2 separate regions of the Homo sapiens genome follow, and region 2 is linked to region 1. A link is an interaction called in ENCODE POLR2A ChIA-PET data of the cell type or tissue named here. Cell type or tissue: OCI-LY7. All regions are shown on one strand. Links, peaks and the distances in the headings refer to the core of each region. The heading gives the core; the rest is flanking DNA.

Region 1 (2,923 bases), core at 131-2,630:
GTCTTGAGGGTTCACTGCTGAATGGTCCCCTGGGATAGCTTGTACTGTTGTGCAACAAATATTTACTCTTCCCTTCCCCAGCATGAGCCCAGTGCACTGCCTTACCCTAGTCCTCTGGGATTTGCTTTGGCTGGGGGAATGTGAGTGAACATGACCTGAGTGTATCCCAGCACAGTTTGGAATGTGCTAGATGGCTAGGTTCAGCCTCTTGCCCTCCAGCTCTCCCTCATAGGAAGAGCATGTGCAGGAAGCCACTGTTTCTCCAGCTTGGGCCATGCTCCTGGAAGCTTGGATGGCTCTTACTATGCCAGCTTGATGCCTTGACTCAGCTGTGTCTGACTTTGTCAAGAATTGTTGGAAATGATGACCATCTGAAACATCAGAATTTTATTGTGCATGGCAACAATAAAAAAAAACATGAAATAGATTTTCTTTTGGTATAAGAATAAATATGACAGTGGACAGATATTTTGATATTCAGTCCTGAAGCTGTTAGTGTTTGTTTTCTCAGAAACATGAAACAATAGGTATGAAAGGCTTTTCTGCTTGGAAAGGAGAAAATGCAGTTAAAGAAAAACAGTACCATTTTAAATCATAGTTCTCTCTATATTGATGCAGCTTGAAGGGTGAAAATAAATTTCGCAAACTGGAATCTTGAAGGATGGTAATAAGCTAGATCAGAATATAGAAATATTTGCAGAATAGTAGATATTTAGACATCATTGAGTGCAACCCTCTCATCTACATATAATAAGAAAAGGGTTAATACTAAATATGAACTATTGTTTATCTCCCTATACACCTACCCACTCATCTATTCATCCATCTGTGGTTCCAATCATTTATGTATTCAACAGCCATTCACCTACAGTCCACGTGTGCCCGACACTGTGCTAAGTGTGGAGGACACAGAGGTCAATCAGATGCAGAATTGCCTTCAGGAAGAATAGCGTCAAGCAGTGGAGATAATAACTTTACAGTAAATCCCACACAGTGCTATAGATGTTTCCTGGATGCCTCGGCAGGGCTCCATTGGGAGACTGGAACGGAGTCCACGGTGTTCCTATAAAGATGTCTAGATCTTAGGTAAAGAGACTCCGTTTTGTACTTTTTCTTCAGACCCCACAGCAGTCGGCGCTGTGGAGCACAGGGAAGTGGCAGGTGATTAAAAATACTTGGTATGGAAGCAATTAAATCTTCTCCCATGGTTATTTCATTTTAGGGACACGACCAGCTCAGCCCTGTGGCCGTCTCCACCTGGTTCCATGTCACAGCCCCTTGATACATCTGGGCAACACTTTCTGATCTGTTTCTACCCGCCAAAACCAAGCCTGGTACATTCAGCCATTCTCTCTCAATCTCTCTCTCTCCTGTTCTTTTAATTTTACCTCTACTAATGAGTGTTTGAGACAACAGTAAACTCTTCTATAGTTTATAGCAATTCAGTCTATTTCAATTCTAGCCTTAGTTTCCTCCCTCAACTACCATTCAGACTGGCATACATCTATCATCTCTATGTCATCGTGAGAATTGTATGAGTTTGTTCATGTAAAGCACTAAGAACAATGTCTGACAAATAGTGGGCTCTCAACAGTTTTTTTTTATTAGCTAGTGTATCTTTGAGTACTTTTATGAAAATTTCTGAATAACAAATTCTGAAAAATCAAATTGCTGAGTGAAAGGGTAATAAATTTGAAATACAGAAAGATATTTGCTAATTGGCAATTTTCACTCCCACTTCCATAGAATATGAAAGTCCTTATTTCACCATCGCATGTCAATAGAGTATTGTATTAATCTGTAAAATATTAAAAATCCAATGTATGAAAAATAGCATCTTATAGCTAGCTTAATTTGTATTTTATTTTTTTATTTTTTATTTTTATTTTTATTTTATTTTATTATTATTATACTTTAAGTTTTAGGGTACATGTGCACAACGTGCAGGTTTTGTTACATATGTATACATATGCCCTGTTGGTGTGCTGCACCCATTAACTCGTCATTTAGCATTAGGTATATCTCCTAATGCTATCCCTCCCCGCTCCCCCCACCCCACAACAGTCCCCGGTGTGTGATGCTCCCCTTCCTGTGAAAAGCAAGCCTGCATACCTACTAGATCTATTCATATATAGCCTATTTGTGCTTTGTTTGTGAATGACCTGTTTAGGTTCTTTGCACACTTCTCTTTTTTGTTGATTCTCTATATTCTGATTGATTTACTGTAGTTATTTGTATATTGTGTATAACAATTTAACTGTTACATATGCAAATATTTTCTTCCTGTCATGGTCTTTTGACTATTCGCTACTGATCTCACTCTTTATACTACTTCCATTTATTTTTAGGATTGGACAGGGCATCAACCATGCAGCCAAGAACATTTATAAACACTTGACCACAATATTAAGAAAATTAGTTTGAGGTTATAGAAGAACTAATGTGGCAGGAAGACTTGAAGGGCTAAAAGTCTATAGAAAGGAGAAGCACAGAAAAGTAGTTCTGACATTTGGTATCACTTTGTCTCCAGAGGCATTTTCTCATAAACAAATGGTGGCTGAGAAAGCTGAGAAGAGATGATGACAATCTTTTGAGGCTGGGGAGAAAAATGAAGTTCACAACTCAGCAAAGAGGATGGGCTCTGGTAAGTGCCTCAGCATTTAGATGAGGTCTCTGACTTACCAACATTCATGTGATACATTTGTTATGATAAACCAATATAGATGCATTATTATGAACTATAAGTCCATAGCAATATGAAGGGTCACCCCTTGTATTATATAGTCTATGGGTTTTGACAAGTGCATAATATCATGTACCTGCCATTACAATGTCACGAAAAATAGTCCCACTGCCCTGAAAATCCCCTATGTTTCACCTATTCATCCTCCTCCTTCCCTGAGTCCTTGAAAACCATAGATCT
Region 2 (2,923 bases), core at 119-2,618, 120 kb before region 1:
ATTGGCCAACCAGAGAGTCTCAGTGTCTCCATCTTTAAAATGGGACTAATATCACCAAACTGAGGGGGTCCATGTGGGTTAATTGCGTAGGGAGAGTGGCTAAAAGAAAATAATATTCTTTTATTCCTAATAATGAAAAGGTAGTTTACCCTTTCTGAAAGTGGTTCAATATTCAGCTTTAATGAGAAACCAAAATCTTGTTAAACGGTCTCCCTTCTGCTTGAGATCTGACACCCTGGCATCTGGCTGACGGAAATGTGATCTCATCAGACACCTGTGTTAAGGCCTGAGGTTTATGCTGACTCAGTTGTTCTAATCCAGCTAAATATTTAATGTGTGTCTAGCTCACATTACCTCCTCAGCCCCAAGTTAGTTTATGCTTCATCGCAATCAAATCCCATTCTTCCTTTACTAAAAGAGCTTTCTTGCAGAGCAGAATACTTGGGGGCATTAAGTAATATAGAATTGTGCTTCTCAAGACCAACAGATCCAATACCCGCTTTGTATCAAATATTATGTAACATTCTCTTTATTATATAGTAATGAAATATAGATAGTACAACTTACCTGTACACATAATTGTATAAAAAGACAGTGAAGCCCTGAGCATAATTATAGTAGAAAGGAGAAATAAAAGCAAAGCAATCTATAGTAAAATACAATATATTGTAATTGCTCAGGTCTGGCTTTCCTAGCAAATGTAATAATGTAATCAAATGTTTGCATGTACTTAAAATGAATAAATGTGTATGAAGAGAAGGACAAAAAATTTATTAAAGGTTTTTCTTTACATTTGACATTTTGAAATAAGAGCTGCAGAAGTACTTATACATGGAAGGTACTCCCTTGTGGGACTGCAGTGACAGCCACAGATGCAGGTGTGTCCAGGTGTTTGGGGCTGGAGATGACTCAAATTCTTGGAAAGGCATTGCCATTGTGATAGGGTTTTTCCAAAAGAAGAGCAATACTTGGTAAAGGAGTAATTCTTCCCTTGATTCACATAATTGTTGCATTTGATTCAGTGTATGTGAAACTAGGTGAATATACTTTGTTTTTATATGTAAAATGACACAAAGTTCAAATAATAAACAGGCCTATCATCTACACAAATGTCCAGCAGCACATTCAGAAGTGAGTTTGGGACTCTTCCAGGTACTGCAGAAGTACCACCCATCATACTGATAATCCCAAACACCCCACAGAGTTCCCAGACACCCCCTAGGGGTCAGCATCCACTGTGTTTAGAACACTGATGGAGAGGCTTGGATGTTAACGTGGCCCAGGGGAAAGTCAAAGCTTCTGCCTCTGCTTCTGTGTCTCTGATGACCATGCAGGTAACAGCTGGGATATGATTCTGAGCACTCACTACCTGCTGGCCATGGTGGTAGCTGTTCTCCCTACACCATTAACCCACATGGACCCCTTTGGGTTGGTGATATTAGTCCCATTTTAAAGATGGAGACACTGAGACTCTCTGGTCGGCCAATTTACTTCTTGATTTCTCACCTTTCTAATCTATCAGAAGAGGAGCATAACCTCTATGCATTTTCAATAGAGGAGGAGAAAAGATAGTGCGTAGAAGTATTTCTATTACAATGGGAAATCTCGGTGTAGATTTATCTGTGAAGCAGGAAGTAATTATAGAGTACTCCTCTGTTGTGTGTGGTCAGAGGGGATGTCCAATGGTGGTTATCAGGAAGCATAAAGGGGTCTATGTTTTCATAGTGCAACCTGGAGGTGACTTGTGTGATCAGTTGGGGTTTAAAAAGTTCCTGTTCTGACAAAAGTAGAGAAAATGCAGATGGTACTGATGGGCTCTTAGAGTGAACCTCTGCAGGAGGACAGGTCGCGCAGCCTCGGGAACCAGCCTCGCCCACTGTGGAGCTGCTGGCCACACAGCACATGCAGCCTGCAGGACAGCACACCCTCTGAAAAGCCAACTGCTCTCTAAAGGCTGGCTACTGAGGAAGCTCTGTGACCTGAGTGAGCTGAGGAGCGGGTGACTGAGAGACCACCACCCAGAGTGAGCACGGCTGTGGACCCACGTGGTGTTCTCAGAATCTCTGTTTTAGTTTCTCATCAGGGCTTTGGTGAAAGGCACTGGAGGTTGATATTATAACCCACTGAAGCCCCTCACTGAGTGTGTGTGTGTGTGTGTGTGTGTGTGTGTGTGTGTGGTGGGTTGTGGGGGAGGTGAGAGAGAGAGAGAGGAGAGAAGGATGAGAAGATGTTCTAGTTGAATGAGGCACACTTGGATCAGAGCAGAGGACCCTCTTTGCTGGAAAGGGAGAAGATCCCTTGCTAGGGATTCAGCTTGGTTTTATTTCCTTCTACTTACTCCTCTCTTGGCTCCAGCCAGCAGAGCTATACCCAGGAGAATCACAGTTAAACAGAAAAGCAAACATTTTGATTAAGAGCTGGAAAGTCCCCACTGCCTACCCTCTCTTCAGGAGCCCAAGCACAAAGGCTGGGGAAGAGCAGCCACAAGAGGGGAAGGCGGGTGCAGGGAAAAGAGGCTACTGGTGAGCCCTACATCCATCACAGGGGGACCCCCAGGTGCATTTGGGCCTGTGACAGCCAAGCTGAGTGATGCCCTGAATGAAGGTGTGTCCCCTCCAGCCTGAGGAGCTGTCTGTGGGATCTGAAGGGACAAGCAGCCCAGGCTACCATGACAGCACCACAGTTTCAAGTCGAGGAGGCTGGGGAAGCCCTGGGGTGCCCAGATGTGCCCCGTCTGCTGGCTCCAGAGATGGGCCAAGATGGCCAGGCTTTGACTTTTGGAGGATAGTGAGCAGCCCACGTATGTTGGGATGTCAAAGGAGGGCATCTCAAGGTGATGTTTGTGGAGAGAATGGCTCTGCAGGCCTGGGCTTCCTCCTAATCTGGGCATGCAGAGGTTCTGTTTGTTCTATGGACAGCTATG

The links. ChIA-PET counts read pairs that join two places held together with the same protein. Peaks named below come from ENCODE experiments on the same cell type or tissue, not always from the same donor. Only the 100,000 strongest peaks of a DNase experiment are listed, where the experiment ranks them.
Region 2: POLR2A ChIA-PET joins it to region 1 with 5 read pairs; 2 of 35 experiments call an interaction of 5 or more read pairs at or near these places.

Annotation. Positions count from the first base shown.
Region 1 is chr2:126,632,671-126,635,593 of GRCh38, reverse strand. LOC105373602 (a long non-coding RNA gene) reads left to right here and starts at 1,239. Exons shown (of 3, transcript XR_001739693.1): 1 at 1,239-1,334; 2 at 2,531-2,644. In OCI-LY7, for the core only: a CTCF peak has its summit at 1,132; a DNase peak (open chromatin) is centred at 1,113.
Region 2 is chr2:126,748,085-126,751,007 of GRCh38, reverse strand. No RefSeq gene overlaps it. Among named protein-coding and RNA genes, the nearest start is that of GYPC, 93 kb to the right of the region's middle. In OCI-LY7, for the core only: CTCF peaks have their summits at 1,017 and 1,221; a DNase peak (open chromatin) is centred at 1,227.